2 separate regions of the Mus musculus genome follow, and region 2 is linked to region 1. A link is a loop called in an ENCODE intact Hi-C map of the cell type or tissue named here. Cell type or tissue: left cerebral cortex. All regions are shown on one strand. Links, peaks and the distances in the headings refer to the core of each region. The heading gives the core; the rest is flanking DNA.

Region 1 (7,884 bases), core at 900-5,899:
AAACATACCAGTTATTACTTTACAGATCTTTATTATAGGATATTTCTAATTCCCTTCCAAAGTCTAGTCTTCTTAAGGGTTTTTAATGTTCTCCTGCCATCTTCCTCCTGTCGTCTGTAGCCCTTCCCCCAGCAAACATAAACTTCCAATTGTGAAAGAGCTAAGCTATAGTCTGTCGGAAAGCCCACGCACCTGTTAGGAGCACACCTTCTGTGCCATGGTGTGTCTGGTTACAGGGTCTGGGGACCTGTTGTAGCGGTCACAGCTGTTCTATTGTCACAGACCCACCCTCCTCACAGCCCTCCAGTGTAGCTGTCACTCTTTCCATTACTGTGACAAGTGCCAAAGGGAACAAGCTAAAGGGCGGAGTTATTTATTTTGGCTCACGGTTTCAATCCATAGTCCTCAGCTCGCCGGGTCTGAATCCAAGATGAGACAGAGAGAGCATCATGGCTGTAAGAACATGTTGGCAAGAGGCAGAGAGGGAGGGCAGGAGCAAGGGCCAGCCCCAGGGCTTTCCCCAGTGACCTTCTCGAGCCAGCCTCCACTTCTCATGGGTTTCCAGAACCTCCAAGAATAGCACTGTCAACTGGGGACCAATCCTTCAGCAGCTAGCCTTGGGGTGTTTCATGTAGCTTAACAGAAACTGTGCTGCGTTTGAGGCCTTGAATTTTGAAGAGCATCATCTATGGCTAGAAGTCCAGGCTCTGGTGACAACCTGAGAGTTTGGATCCTGAATCTCCCATCACTGCTTATGTAACAGTAGGCAGCTTTAAAAAAAAAAAAAAGAAAACAAAAAAAAAAACAAAAAACTCTGTCAGTCTGTCTGTTGTCTCTCTGCAAGAGACACATAAGGAAGCAGAGTTCCTAAAGCTTTGGTGACCAGGGGTCCCAGCAATCACACCAAAAGACCAAAGAGATCTTGAGCCACCATTCTGAGGTCAACAGATACACAGAGTCCTATGGCCACAGGCTAGATCTGCCTCCGCTGCACGGGATGAAGTCAGTGCTGCGCATTCCTGGCGTGCATACACTTGACAGCCGAGGAACTGTGGGCAGACATGCACAGGCATCAGGGAAAGACTGTAAAGCCACAAGCCAGAGTGTTTGTACTCAGCAGTGTCAGTGCAGAAAGGAGCAAGCCAAGGCTGGTGGTTGCACCATCCCCTTGGAGTGGCAGGTGTGTTTAAATGAGAAGCCAGTGTTGCCCTGTGCAGATCCTTGGGTGGGACTGCCATAAGTGTCCGTGCAGTACAAGGGAAAGGCCCAGGATTCAAGGAGCAGAAAGGCCAGCAACACTGGGGCAGGCAGAGGAGCCGTGCAGATTGGAAATCTGTGTGATCCTCACATGTCCAGGCTGAAGTGCGCGTGCTCACGCCGGTACCACAGAGGTGAGTCCTTACTTACCCTCCTCAGGATAATGCTGTGTTCTGTACACACATGTATGAGGGTAAAAGTGGGGCGTTTTAAAGGTCCTTGCGTGCAAGCCTCACGAACTCGCCTCCCCCAAAACCTGAGTGCAGAGGCATCTATGATAGCAAGATGGGAGGTAGAGACGGGAGACCCACCCAAGAGCTCGTGCACTAGCTACCCAGGAGTATCCCAGAGCAGCCCACACAACAGATAGCTTGCCTCAGTAATGTGGAAAGAGAACCATTTCCCAAAGGTTGTCCTCTGACCTCCACATGCGCACTGCAGCACATACGCACGGCCTGCCTCCTTGAGAAACAGAGTTCTGGAAGCCCTGGTGGTTCCTGGTTGAAGAGATGGGAGCTGCAGTGGAAACTGAGGCAGGGAGCTGAGAGCTCCCTGTACCTTCTCCCGTCCTGCGTGCTTGAGGGGCGTGCTCTGTCCCTCAGTTCAGGAAAAGGCTCTCGGGTCTCCAGTGCTCCTCACAGGCATGGCACGAGTGCTAAGGGCTTCTCTCCAGAAGGCAGAAGGCTCCTCCCGCGCCTGCACCCAGGCTTGTCTGTCGAGAGGCCATGGCACATGCCCTGGGATGCTAGCTGCTGCTAAAGCCAGCAGAGCTTTCTTGCGCTCGTCCATTATGAATTATTGAATTGCATGCATATTTATAGCAACTTCCTAGTAGTTTAATAATTTATTCATCCCATATGGCTCCTTCAGTCTATTGCTTTTAATTGTTAGGGGAGTCTTTTTAGAGCTTAGTCGACCAGGTTACTCTCTCAAAATGACACTTCCAGAATTCTAAAATTGAATCCCACACACTCGTCCTAGTTCACAGTACCTGCTGCACAGCACGCAGGAGGGCTCCATACCTAGGAGTCTGAGCTGTGCTCCCTGCCCACAGGCAGGGCTGCTCCGAGTCTAGAGAGAGCCGGGTTCTTCTCTGAGCCCTGGAGATCAGCACAAACATTCAGTATCCTACACTCGGATTTTGTGTAAGATGAGACAGATGAGACCCTAAAGAAAAATGCACTGTATGTAAGAAGACCCTTCCATGCCTCAATAAGCAAGCTTCCTGAGGGGGGCGGGGGGTGCTGTCTTCTCAGGGTGGTCCAACACCCACAAGTGAGCCATTCCTCACAGACCTTGGACCTCCCTCCAGCCCTTACTGCTCAATGACTGTGGAAATGGCTGTCTTCTGTCTCCACACAGTAACTGGGCCCAGTAGTTGGAAGCTGTCCCAGATAAGAAGGGAGTCTTTGGTGTTAGAGATTTTAGCTGTGGAGACAGCACACCAGATTTTCTGTTGAAGACAAGGCTGGCAGCCTCACAGCTCTGTCTTGAGAACAGGCCTTTGAGGTAGTGATCTTCTTTGCATTGAGTTGAGTTTCTAGTCATGAGTGACATCAATCTCTTTACATGAGAACCTTCTGTGCCACAGAGTCTGATGCTGGTCACCTGGACTTTCAGAACTATCCCAGACTTTTAGGAACATACAGCAGGAGTCCTCTGAAGAGACCCAGCCATTGCTGGCCAGTGCCACGAGTCAGCGTGGGGCAGGGGCACAGGGCAAGTTCCTGATAAGTTTAACTCAGTCTCTTGAACAGATACACAACAGGCCCTTCTCTTCCTTTCTGCCCCCACCTAATGTCCCTATCATGGCCCCTCCCCTATTCTCCAGTTCTCTGAAGAAATGCTCCTTAGCCTGAGCTCGCTGTGAGAGGCACGAGATTACACAGAAGCTGGAGAGAGAACCCGTTCCCTTGGGCTCTAGAGTGAGTAGCAGCCCATGGCCCATGGATGCAGCTCAGCTGGATTGCTGGGTAACGACCCACACATCTCCAGTCACTCTTTCGAAGGCCTTTGAGGCTGACAGCGCCCAAGCAGCTGCATACAATTCCCGGACGGGAACAGGGGCTAGTCACCTCTGGTTCCTTGCACAACTATCTGCATACAGTTCTCAGAAGTGAACGGGGGTTAGCCACCTCTGGTTCCTTAACTACCTCCGTGCCACTAAAAACTTTTGTAAGCTTAACGTCACTCTCTGATGATGCTCCTAGCATCTGGGGAACATCTGTGTGTACCAAGCAGTGTGCTGGACGCTGAGTTCACAAACTCCCCCTAGTCCTTGACCTCCAGAGGGAGCCAGGGTCTAGAAGCCTTCATCGTGTTTGGTTAAGTGGGAGGCTCTTACGGAAACACAGCTGGCAGTGCAGCAGCTCTGCCCTCGGAGAGTCGGGGAAAGTACAGAAAGGTAGCATGTGTGGTCGCCTTTGAAGCCGGTATTTACCAGCTGGCTCGACTATCAAGGTCAGAGTGAGGAGAGGGTGTGTGAGCATTGGTTCCACGGGAAGATGGAAGTCTTACGAGCGGGAGTAGAGGTGAGGAGCATTCTAGACTCGTGTCTCATCTTCGAGTGGCCTGCATGTGCTTAGTGTGGTGGGCCCGAATGAAAGAGGTCACTGCTGGTCTCTACACCAGGACAGACCCCAAAACCCAGACTGTGCTGCGGAGGCATGGCCACCCTGCAGAAGACACAAGGCCCCCTTGAATAGTGCCTTCTCCCTCTGCTGGTCAGCAGAGAGACAGCAGGGGTTGGGAGTGCTTTCATTTGTCCAGTTGTTTTAGGATAAAGCGTGGGAGAAGATACAGTACCGTCCGCCATTGCGGTCATTTCTGAAAACAACAGCGCCAAAATCGTTTGTACTGGGATAGTTTCTGATAACCAGCCCCGTTACTGAGCCTTAAAAAGATGCTGGAGTTTCCTTGCTGTTCCAGTTGATCCCTTACTAAGGCAAGTGTGTGCCAAGGATGCACCAAACGAGTCCTGACCGGACGGAAGCCTTGCTTCCCCTGCATTCCTGCGTGTGAGAGAACCGTGCTTGAGGTTGACCCTCCCACTCCATCTTCAGCAGCTGTCATCAAACAAGCAGCAGAGTGCAGGTGTTTTCATCTGGGAGCATTGCTCATATTCCCCGTTTTAAAAGAGAACCAAGTCACAGAAGTCAGGCTTGGGCTGGTGAGGTGGCTCAGCAGGTGGCTCAGCACTTGCCACCAGGCCCGATGACCTGAGTTTCATCTCAGGGACAAAACAAGTGAACAGAGAACCAGCTCCTGCAAATGTTCCTTATACATGTGCCACGGCATGCACATGTTTACACACATGTACATACACAGCACACACACACACACACACACACACACACACACACACACACGCGCGCACGCACAAAATAAATAAATGTTTGTAAGAATTAAGAAAACCTGTTTCAGGTGGCAGCTGCATGTTCGTTCATCTCACCATGCTGTTTCTCAAACTGGCGTCTCCTCTCCCTATGGTCCTTCTTTCTGGATTTCAGATTCACTTCTGGGAGATGCATTCAGTGCCAGCAGAGCTTCACACCCCTGCTACTACAGAGCAGGGGACACATGGTGCAGGTTTTTCAGGGCAGTTCCAGTGTCAAACATTCTCCTTGACTGTCCACACAAGACTTGAGGCAGTAGGTGTGTTTGGGGGATTACAAAATGCAAAACTATAGGGTTAGCTTCCTAGTAGAGTGAGACCTACACACACCACACACACACACCACACACACACACACACACACACACACACACACACACACGGCCAAGAGACGAGGCCTGAGTTAGTTTGCACAGTGGCTAAGTTTGCCCCGAGTCCACATATCCCTTAGGTCCTGGTTTGTACTTCATTAAGTCAGCACTGCATTTCTGCTGCTTCCTGTTTTCCACAGCACCCAAGACCGTGGTGGGCACTAGGGTTTGCTCAGTGACTGTGGATGCCTTGGGGGAGCACAGGTCCCCACAGGCTGGCTGCTGTGCTCTATACTCCAGGACCACTCTGGGGCCCCACGTGCAAGGTGCAGCTCCCAGCCAGGAGCTGCTCTTCCACTGAGCCTGCCTTCTCCCCAGCCCTGGCAATTCCCTGCCTCCTGCTCAAGCCGAGCCCCAACCTAGGTTGTATTGTTCGTCGTTCAGTCTTGCTGTGCTTGTTGGCATTGGTGACAGTGATGGCAACTCGGAAACTTCTGTAAAGCAGCAGCACTGATCTTATACTTTCTTCACTCGGTGTGAATAGGGCTAAGGTGGGAGTGGGCGGGGGAGAGAGAAAGAGAGAATATGAATGGATATTTTTCCCAGCCATAGTGGAAGAGGGAATATGAATTCTCCCCTAGCTACTTAAAGAGTATGTTTTCGTTTAACCTGAATGTCTCCTGGGTGCGTGTTCTACCCAGCTGAGGGGTCAGTCCAGGGTTTCTCCTCCTTGCCCTGTGTATGCTGTGGCCATCTCCCTAATTATGTCTGTCCTGCAGAGGAACTGCCCAGGTCGCTGTGGGTTCAGTCCTTTCTGTAAAGCACCAGAAAGGCCACACTGCTCCTGCAGCCCTGCTCCCCTATGCTAGGGCAATGGCTCTCTGTTTCCTCGACTGCTCCTGTCCTCTGGAATCGGCCTCACCTTCATATCCCTGACTAGCAGGTGTCTCCCTGAGTCACACTTCACACGTGGAGATGACTTGATTTTCCCAGGTCACTCTGAGCTCCAGAGAGGATGCTTGGCTCCTTGTTTCATAAGGGAAACTGGGGCCCAAACACTAGTGCCGTTGTGCCTTGCCTGATGGCCTTGGTCTCTTTCAGCCTTTGAGAATGTCTCTCGGTTCATCTTCTGCCTTCTCACTTTACAACAGTAAAGCCTGGCTACATCATTGGAGAGATGAACTGCCCCATGGAAAGCACGGGGAAGGAGACACCCCAACTGCCCCATGGAAAGCACGGGGAAGGAGACACCCAGGGCTCAGAGCGGCTGGCATGGGGAGAGGAGGGCTCCGGATGACTCAGAGTATAACCAACTCCTTCTCTTCCTCCTTCTTTCAACACCTGAAACCCCTATTTGCCAAGCTCACAGAGATGCTGTGCTTCCTCTGTAGCCCGAGAATAGTTTGGTGGGGGTGGGGTGAGGGGACAGGCATCTCACCCATGGGACAGGTCATCTCCCCAACAGGCTCTGTCTCGTGGAAATTCTGTCCATTCTTAAGGACGTACTCAGCTTTTGCATGGTTGCCACAGAGACTGACCACACTGAAACTGGACGGTCTTGTTTCTAGAAAATTATAATGTCCTTCCGTCTCAGCCTCCGGCAGACCTCACGCATTGCTTCCCTGGCCTCTTGATGACCTTAGAGGGGCCCTTTGGGAATAGTCTTTGCCTTTCCCTCATCTGTGAGCAGGGTCCCTGGTAGAGGTCACTGTCTTCCTGCTAGGACAGAGGAGAGAGATGACATCCTCCATCTCTCCAGATACTGAGCAGGAAGCACTCCAGAGGTAGCACAAACACTTCCTAGATTATGATCGTAGAAGCCAGCTTTAAGGCCCTGCATATTGATAAACCCAAAATGAGCCAAGATCAATGAGCATCATGTCCGGTCCGCATCAGGGAAGAGGGTGGCAGCTCTGCCCGAGGCGCCAAGTGCACGTAGAAGCAGACCGAGGGGCTTTGATTCCAGTCTGTACCCAGCCTGCCCTGCTTACTCCATGCCTGGCCACCACACAGCCTGCTGTAGACGTGATAATAGCAGGTCACCTTGTGAGATGAAAACTGCCCTCTTTTGTTTTTTAAAGGGAGCAAAATTGGTGATGTGTTGGGGTTTTGTTTTGTTTGTTTTGTTTTTGTTTTTGTTTATTACTTTGTTCTTTTCTACTAACTCTGGAAAAGGCCCAAGAGCGTGGTGTGATCTAAAGAGGCTCCTAAGTTCCATCTCCACACAGGCAGCCGTTGAGTTTGCATATCTCCAAACCAGGATGGCATCTGATCTGTCACCTTAGAAGCGGGAGGTGATTGATGCTCTCAGCTCTCCAAATCCCTCTCCACCATTTGTGATGAAGGGGATACAGATATATAATCCTGTGGAACCAGCAATGAAGAGGTCAGAAAGACCTCATACTGGGTGTGAACTCTGTGTGCCAGACCTTGATCCAGCTGTGTTAAACTCTTGGCCGTGGTTTGATTCTTCCTAGATGCATAGCTTCCTTGGCAGAAGGAGCCCCGAGGAGGCAAAACGGTCATTGTTTTCCACTCATTGCTGGGTTCTGACTCCTGAAGACCTTTGATCTGGAGATGGAAGCAGCTGCAGATGGGGGAGGCTGCCTGGGTCTGACCATCTTGTCCTTTCTGGTGGAGACTCTATTAGGACTTGTCAGGTCCTTCTACTTTTAGGAGCCATGGTTCAGTTCAATCCGAAGCTACATACTTTGTCCTTTGAACTGTGGACACCCCCGCCCCCCAGAAACCATCTGCTGTAAAGCGTGACCCTTGAGCCTGAATTTTATTTCCAGATATAACGATTAATACTCGTGTTTTCAGCGCCTGCCTAATCACCATTGACTGTTCCCTGGTACTTCCTTATAATTGAAATTCAAAAGAATGCGCCTAAAAACATCCGTGCTTTCAGAATCAAAGATG
Region 2 (7,884 bases), core at 985-5,984, 1.1 Mb before region 1:
TCAGATATTGATTGGTTGGTTACTCCCACAAGCTTTGGGCCCCCGATGCACTGTGTATCTTGCAGGTACATCATTACTGCGTATCAAAGACTATCTAGCTGTGTTGGTGTTTACTTTGTCCAATGGTAGCAGAGGGAGCACATTCCATTACTTTAAATACTGCATAGTAGAGATGAAGTCTCCAGCTAGGTACTAGCTTGACTTCTTCATGTTTAATGAGTTATATAGATGTCTCCATCAGCAATAGAGCCTAACTGTAAGTTTGAGGAAAGCAACTAAGAGCCTTGGCAATAGCCTGGGTTGTTTGGGCATTCTAAAGGGGGCTCTTGGGCCAACAACTTGGTTAGATGTAACTCATTCCTTCCTGGCACTGGAAGCTTCATTTGGTGACAAGAGATGGACAGTTAGGGCAATTTCACTTCAATTGTCTTCCTAAATTGGTTTTTAAAGTAAATTTATACTGTTATATATTTCAATATCACCCCTCAAAATGTCCCTCAGTTTTAGCTGGGCCTGTCTTCTTCTTCCCTCCACTTACCAATTTGATTCTCTTATTCCTGCCCCACGCTCATGCATCCACAACTGTCTACTTTATTTATTTTCCTTAGGGAAATACATCCCTCCTCCCTACTCTCTTGCTGTCTACCTAACCTCTGTGGCTATATGGCAATGAATTAACTACTGACATCCAGATATAAATAAATACATTCCATGTTTATCGGTGTCTAGGTTACCTTACTCAGTATGAGTTGTTCCTTGTTCAACCCATTTATCTGTGTCTTCCATTATGTAAATGCACCACATTTTCCTTACCAATTCATTTGTTGATGGACATCTTGGTTTTTTCTAATTTCCGGTTATAAGTGAATAGAACAGCAATGAGCATGGTAGCGCAGTGCCCCTGCAGTAGGGTGAAGAGTCCTTTGGATTTATGTCCAGGAGTAGCTCAGCGGGATCTTTGAGGAAAATTGGTTCCCATCTTCCTGAGCAACTGCCACACTGATTGCCATGGTGGGTGTACAAAGATGTGCTACCATCAGCAAGGGAGGAGTGTTCCACTTCACTCTACATCCTGACCAGCATGGGTGGTCAGATGTTTTATTGTTCTTAGTTGTTCTGACAGGTGTAAGCTAGCATCTCAAGGTAGTTTTAATTGTCCTCTTCCTGCCACCATGCCTTCACTGCTGCACCAGGCACTCTAACCCCTTGGAACCATAAGCCCACATAAATCCTTCCTTCTGTAAGTTGCCTTGGTCATGGTGTATTATCACAGCAAGAGTGACCACCACAGGCTATGCTCCAGCATCCAGGAGAGCTTCTTCTCCAGCCTCATCTCTGCAATATGATGTATTTTCGTAAATGTAGCGAAGTCATCCATTTCTGTTGGCCTAGACCCCTGATCCACAGTCCATTTCTGATGATTGGTGTGTGTCCTTTTCTACATCTACCAGGCCACATAGAATTCAGAGATTTCAGAACAAACCGTGACCTCGATACCTGTGAGGGACTTTATTATACCCCTCACTGAGCCCCGAGTCTTTCTGTCAGTATAAGACCTGACTTCATTGTATATCAGAAGAACTCAGCTCTTACCGAATACGACCTCTCCTGGTTTTGTGTTAGGACTTCAGGCACTATTTATTCCCCATGCTACCTGCAGGGGTATAATTGACAATGGACCCATACGCTCAGACCTTTGAACACTTGGACTCCACTTGGTGGCTGCTTGGGAAGGATAAGGAAGTGTGGAGTTGCTGCAGGACACGGGGTGAGGATGAGCATGTTTTCAATCATAAGTTCTGCTGGATCTCCCCCTCGGATGCTTTCTTCTATTCTTATTCAATAACCCTAGTTTATAGTCATAGGGAATTCATCATCTGCTCTATTGTTCCTTATTGATTCTATAAACTTATCCCAGTAGTAACCACAGTAGATACTCAATAAGCATTTTCTGAATGAACAAATAGAAGAATGAAAGAATGTTCCCATCATATGAGCTTTAGTGTAATAAGAGAGTCTACTCAGAGTGCAAAGTTTTTAATCAAATGACCCTGGCCCTGCTCTTTGCAAGTGTGGCTAAGGGAGATTAGTTAATCGCTTCTTTCTTTCTTTCTTTCTTTCTTTGTTTCTTTCTTTCTTTCTTTCTTTCTTTCTTTCTTTCTTCCTTCCTTCCTTCCTTCCTTCCTTCCTTCCTTCCTTCCTTCCCCCCTCCCTCCCTCCCTCCCTCCCTCCCTCCCTCCTTCCTTCCTCCCTTCCCCCCCTCTCTCTTTCTTTCGCAGTATCATTCTAAAGTAACATGCTGTATCTTTTATGCTTGTTATTAATAATATTCATCATATAAGTCAGATGTCATATTACACAGATGGGTTACTGTTACAGAAACTTCATTGTAGAATTTAAATAATGGTATTTTAAAAAAGATTTATTCTAATCATTTATATGTCTATATGTATCTGCATGAGAATACAGTACATGTGGAGGTTAGAAGCAGGTGTCCAATCTTTTAAACGAGTTATAGGTGGTTGTACACTGTCTCACATGGGTGCTGGAGCCAAAGTTAGATCCTTTCCAGGAGCAGTATGTGGTTTTAACCTCTGAGACATTGCTCCTGCCTATAAATTACAAATTTTAAGAAATTACCACAACTATTGGTACTTAAATACAGGACAGAAATAAAATTGTTGACATCTAGTTATACTTCTAAATTTCAACAAACATCAACAGGTAATACATTTTAAAAATGTCAAACCACCATTTCCTAGTTAAATTTCATTATCTTGATATTTTACCAATAAAGAGATTTTCTTCTAAAGTCAACACAATCTGAACTCTAAAACTTGACATATGACTTTACAAAATGTGTTTCATTAATACATTTTATTCTCAAAACTTAAGCCAAACTTCCATGTAAAAATGTTTGCTTCATATTTTAAGTTGATTTTGAAAAATCAAGAGAAACGTGTTGCTTTGAGATGTGATTTCTACACTGCGTTGCTCTAATGATGTGCAAACAGACGAGGGACAATAACGATTTGCCATGTAGCATTCATTGATCAATATAATTCGAAACCACCAGAATAACAATTTTCTGGACTCAGAGTGGATGTGTGAATTTAGGATTCTGCTCCTCACTGGAACTGTCAGAAGCAGCAAGCAAAAGATGGCAGCAGCGAGTCGTCCGAAGGCTCAGCACCACACAGGAACACTTCACCCTAGTTTTCACATTATCTAATTGTGAACTTAATAATATCTCCAGTTACAAATAAATCTGGAAGGACAGAAATCATAAATGTTTCAACGAAGTGCATCAAAGAGTAAATGAAATCCTTGTTGTTTAGGGCATGTCTGCTTCTTAAAGATCCCACACCTACCACAAGAAGTTCTTCAGGGACTGATCATGGGTGTTGCCATAGCGATCAATAAATCAATGGGAATTTTGCGATTTCTCATAAAGCAAAGCAAACAACTTTTCTCTCATACTGGATCTTTTTGGATATAAACATATGTATATGCTATAAGGATAGGATCTGTGCACCTACTACGATATCTGATTTTGTCTTAGTCTCTTCCCTGTCCCCACTGACTTACTGACTCCTTAAAATTCATAAGGAGAAAAACAGGGATCCAGAGAGATGGCTCAGTAATTGTGCTTGTTCTGCAAGTTTGAGAACCTGAGTTCAGGACCCCCATAGAATGACTGGTGAGGCCATGTAACACACCTGTAAATCAAGTCTTGAGGGGACCTGGAGACTGGAGGTTTTGGGGGGCTTGTTAGCCTCTAAGTTCACAGGTTCAGTGGAAGACCAAGTCTTAAAGAATAAAGCCAAGAGGGACAGAAAAGAACATTATTGAGTTCTCCCTGGTCTCCGGGCATCAGCACACATATTCACATAGACCACATGCCTCACATACATACATACACGTATCTCTCACACATGCTAGCACATACAAATCACACAAGTACAAACAGAAACAGACACACAGAGGCTAAGCGCATCTTTTATTATGTAACACACACACACACACACACACACACACACACACACACACGAGATGTGACAGCTGGTGTGCCTTACAAGCCCCAAATTCCAGATTCAACTGAAGCTGATGTGGGAAAAAAAAAAACAAAAAAACAAAAAAACAAAAAACCAAACCTGCAAATGACCACATATCTTCCCTCACAGGAATCAGGCTATGTTAATGTCACACCAGCTTCGAAGGAGAACCTACACTGGAGAACAACTTTTGGGAGTGAGACTGAGCCTACTAGAGGTAGATGGAATGACTGACGGTGCACATTTCCCTGTTGTGAACAGTCATTACTCAATCTCTTGTCTGTTCCTTTACATATTTAGTCTGCTTAACTTTTCTTTCCACTTGCCTCAGCCTTTCACTAACTCCAGAGAATAATAGAGGCTATCTCAGATTTAATGCAAGCATTTTGACCTTGTTGGATAATCTCTTGCAAACTGAATAGAAATGTCCCTGAGATTACTGAAGCTGGAACCCCTCTTATTACAAGTTCGGGGTTCCTGGTCCATTTATCTGTGTCTCAGAAAATGGCTCTGGGAAAGAGTAGGGTGGGGTGGGCTGGCTTCAAAGTAAGGATCTTTGGTGGAATAATTATGGGACGTATTTGTCCTGCATGTGACTGACAGACTTTGCAGCCACACAGGGACATAGATGAAGGTCCTGAGGGCCTGCCTGCCTTGGAACTTGGCATGGGTTTCGTTTTCCAACAAGACTTTTCATAGTGTGACTTTGCTTGCTAGATTTAGCACTCTGTGTTGCCTAATGACTGACTAACTGAGAGACATTCGGAAATCTCAGTTGGAAATGGAGCAAGCTTCACAGACTCCACCGCGGTCAGTGGAGGAGGAGCAAAGTTTTCATTTTAGCACGGGACAATGGAAGAGAAGAGGAAAACAGTCGTGGAGGTGTCCAAGAAGACAACTGGGTGAGACGTGACAGGAAGACGAAGAGAATTCATTAAAGCTCTAGATCCAGCAAGGGTCTTCCTTGTAGGAAGTTTACTCATATTCCAGATTTTAAAACCAGACTGAGTTTGCATAAAGCATAATCAGAGCAGGAGGTGGTGGAGATGGGGCCCCAACACTACGAAAGAACCTTTCACAGACGTCATGCGTTCTTTGCTTTGGAACCCTAGAATCTACAAGAACATCCACCCCCATCCACTAGCTTTCATGGCTGGCCCGGTGCTCTCCTTAACTCACAAGCTACTCTAAAACCCCTCAATCGCTGCCCCTTTGCAGACCAACATCTGCCCCGCAGAATCAACTCTCCGCGTAGGCTCTATCTCGGGTGCTGTCTGTTCCCGGGGATGCGCGGCCCTCTCCCAACCTGAGCCGCCTCCTCCCATCTCTGCTGCTGTTGCTGCCGCCGCGAAAACCAGAAGTGGAATTCGCGTGGCGAGGCGCCGCGCTCTCTCGGCGGCACTGGGCATGCTCCGCACCCGGGGCAGGTTTCGGTGGTGGGGCGGACGCTCGCTCGCTCACTAGCCAAGCGCCGGAGCCGGCCGCCGCGGCTGAGCCGGAGGCTGAGCTGCGGCGCGCGGCGGGAGGAGCCTCGCTCTCGGCGGCGGCGGCGGCGGCGGCGACACAGGTGGCGCGGGCGGCGCGCAGGGCGCAGCTCGAGAGCGCTCGGCGCCGGGCGCCAGGGCGGCCCAGGCTCGCGCCCGCGGCGGCAACCGGCCGAGCGGAGCGGCGGGCGCGGCGGCTCGGTAGCCCGGCCCGAGCCCGGGGAGCCCCGCGGAACCCTGAGCATCCCGCGGCGCCCGCCGAGTCGGGCAGGGGGCGCTACGCTCGCCGCGCTCGGAGGGGCGGCCGGGCCGGGCGCTGCGCACTCGCGTCGGGAGCCGCCTCTCGCCTGCCGCGCTCGCCCCTGCTCCCCGCCAGCATCACTTGTCCCGCGGCCGCGCTCCGACAACAAAAGCGGAGGATGCTGCAGCTGGGCAAGGTCAGGACCTTGCTCTGAAGCCGGGCGGCGGCGCGCACGCCTTTCCCCCGACTGAGGAGCTGTCTTTGGCGGCGGGTGCATGTTCGCCAGGAAGCAGTCGGGCGCCGCGCCGTTCGGTGAGTTGCCTTAGCTGAGCTGCTGGAGCCGGGCGCATCCTCCGGGCGTCGTCCTCTTGCTCACCGCCGGTGGGGGTTGGTCCTCCGCTTCCAGCGGGGCTAGGGGTGGCGGCGGGCGGCAGTGGGGTGCTGTCTGCCCCGGGGGAGGACCGCGATCCTACCGGCTCCCCTCTTGGAAGGCGGCTCTCCCCGCAACGGGGTCCGGGGTCAGTGTCTTTCTTGGAGCGGTTACCAAGTGGCTTCTCCGCGTGCTCCCCTCCCTGCCACCCCTCTACCTCGGAGGACGCGTATATAGGGCAACACCGACTGCTCCCCGCCACCCTCCAGAGCAACCCGGTTGCATTCATGACGTCCCTAATATACCGGAGAAGACGGGGTGGGGGCGGGGAAGACTTCCTTCCAGTCTTTTGCCCTTATGTTCAATGTCATTACGATGTTTGGCTAGAACAAAATGGAAAGACTTAGTCATATGCGTCCATGGCCGTTTCTTCAGTCTCCCGCTGCTCGCCAGACCCAGACCCCTTTGGTCTATATTTAGCGTTTCCGAGGAAGCATTTTCAGAGGGATTCACAGGCTTCCGGGGGCTTCTCTGTCCTGACAATAGATAGCGAGGCTCTGGAAAGCGCTGCCTGACAGCCAGGTTTGGCAAGGGTGCTTGTGCATGGGAGATAGGCGTAGCGATATTTGGGTGATTCGTAATTAATGGCTGAAAGCAAAGCTGCGTTTCGCTCCCCCCTTCCTCTTCTTCTTGTGTGTAATGTGTTTTCATCGATTGATACTCAGCATGTTGAGCCACTCTGTTCAGAGTAAAGTCTCTAGGAAGGAGGTGCAACCTCCTCGGTCGGAGGGTGGGGGTCGGAAAACAGACTTGGGGGCTTAGAGGGATGTGCATCTCTGTATTTTCCACAAGGAGCCACTTATTTCTCAAATACCCAAAGTTGCGTTTTCACTGTAAACACCGGGGTAATGAAGGGTGTGGAAGAAGAGGATAATAGAGGGGGAGGCTGTGCTTGCAAGGGGTTTGTATTTCCCTCATTTGAACTGATCTGCTGTGCTTCAACTCTGCAAGGCTGTATACGTATGCATGCCTAATGTTCTCTAAGAGATATGTTGGCTTAGAAAAGAGATATGTAATGAGCAAAAATCAGGCCCGATAAGCATGACGGACAGTTCACTTTTAGGAACTGTGTGACTGATATTTAAGACGCCGAGAATTTTCTGCATTGACTTCCATGAAAATGGGGAGGTGTTGCCCCTGCCCATGAGTTACCTCATTTTGCACACTTCCACTGGTGGTAGTTCAGTTGATGTGCCCGCTGGTGAGCATGTATCAACATAATTGGAAGGCTCCCCAGCCCCGCTACTAAAATCCAGTGGAAGATTGTTTGATATGACTCCTTTTGGATTGCCAACGTAGAACAGTGCATGATTTGGGGGATCTGATATATGGGAGGTATGGCCAATAGAGGCAAGAATCCTCGTGTATGGAATAGCTGCTTTCAACAGCCAGATGCCTCTTCCTTTAGTGATTCTCTGTGCCAAGCAGAATCCATTGTTAATGTTGAATAGTATCCGTACTGGTCTGTGGGTTACAAGGTCCAAAGCTTGAATGAAGATGGGCTATGCTTGGAATTAGTTGTTGGAATATAGAAGGACTGTAATTTTACTAATAACAAGCGAGCGTGGGAAAAGCACCGCCGGAGGCTACTCTGCTTGGCTTAAGGGAACGCTGCGATTCCTTTGCCAACACTGCTGTAGTTTCACCTTTATTCACATTCAGGCAACTTTACAG

Evidence for each region. Hi-C counts contacts between places; a loop is a spot of excess contacts. Peaks named below come from ENCODE experiments on the same cell type or tissue, not always from the same donor. Only the 100,000 strongest peaks of a DNase experiment are listed, where the experiment ranks them.
Region 2: a loop joins it to region 1, with 4 times the contacts of the local background. A loop is called at or near these places in 6 of 42 quality-filtered maps.

What each region holds. Positions count from the first base shown.
Region 1 is chr15:31,254,902-31,262,785 of GRCm38, forward strand. All of the region lies in intron 2 of Dap (death-associated protein), which reads left to right. Gm41285 (a long non-coding RNA gene) reads right to left here. Exons shown (of 2, transcript XR_875099.2): 2 at 15-5,508. Among named protein-coding and RNA genes, the nearest start is that of Gm41285, 4.6 kb to the right of the region's middle. In left cerebral cortex, for the core only: a CTCF peak has its summit at 3,994 (motif pointing left); DNase peaks (open chromatin) are centred at 1,086, 2,680 and 4,039; H3K27ac peaks cover 328 bases.
Region 2 is chr15:30,167,072-30,174,955 of GRCm38, forward strand. It overlaps Ctnnd2 (catenin (cadherin associated protein), delta 2), which reads left to right and starts at 5,463. Exons shown (of 23, transcript NM_008729.3): 1 at 5,463-6,092. The coding sequence starts at 6,056. Gm31953 (a long non-coding RNA gene) reads left to right here and starts at 6,099. Exons shown (of 2, transcript XR_875097.3): 1 at 6,099-6,732. In left cerebral cortex, for the core only: CTCF peaks have their summits at 3,163 and 5,838; DNase peaks (open chromatin) are centred at 3,159, 4,931 and 5,438; H3K4me3 peaks cover 1,089 bases; H3K27ac peaks cover 863 bases.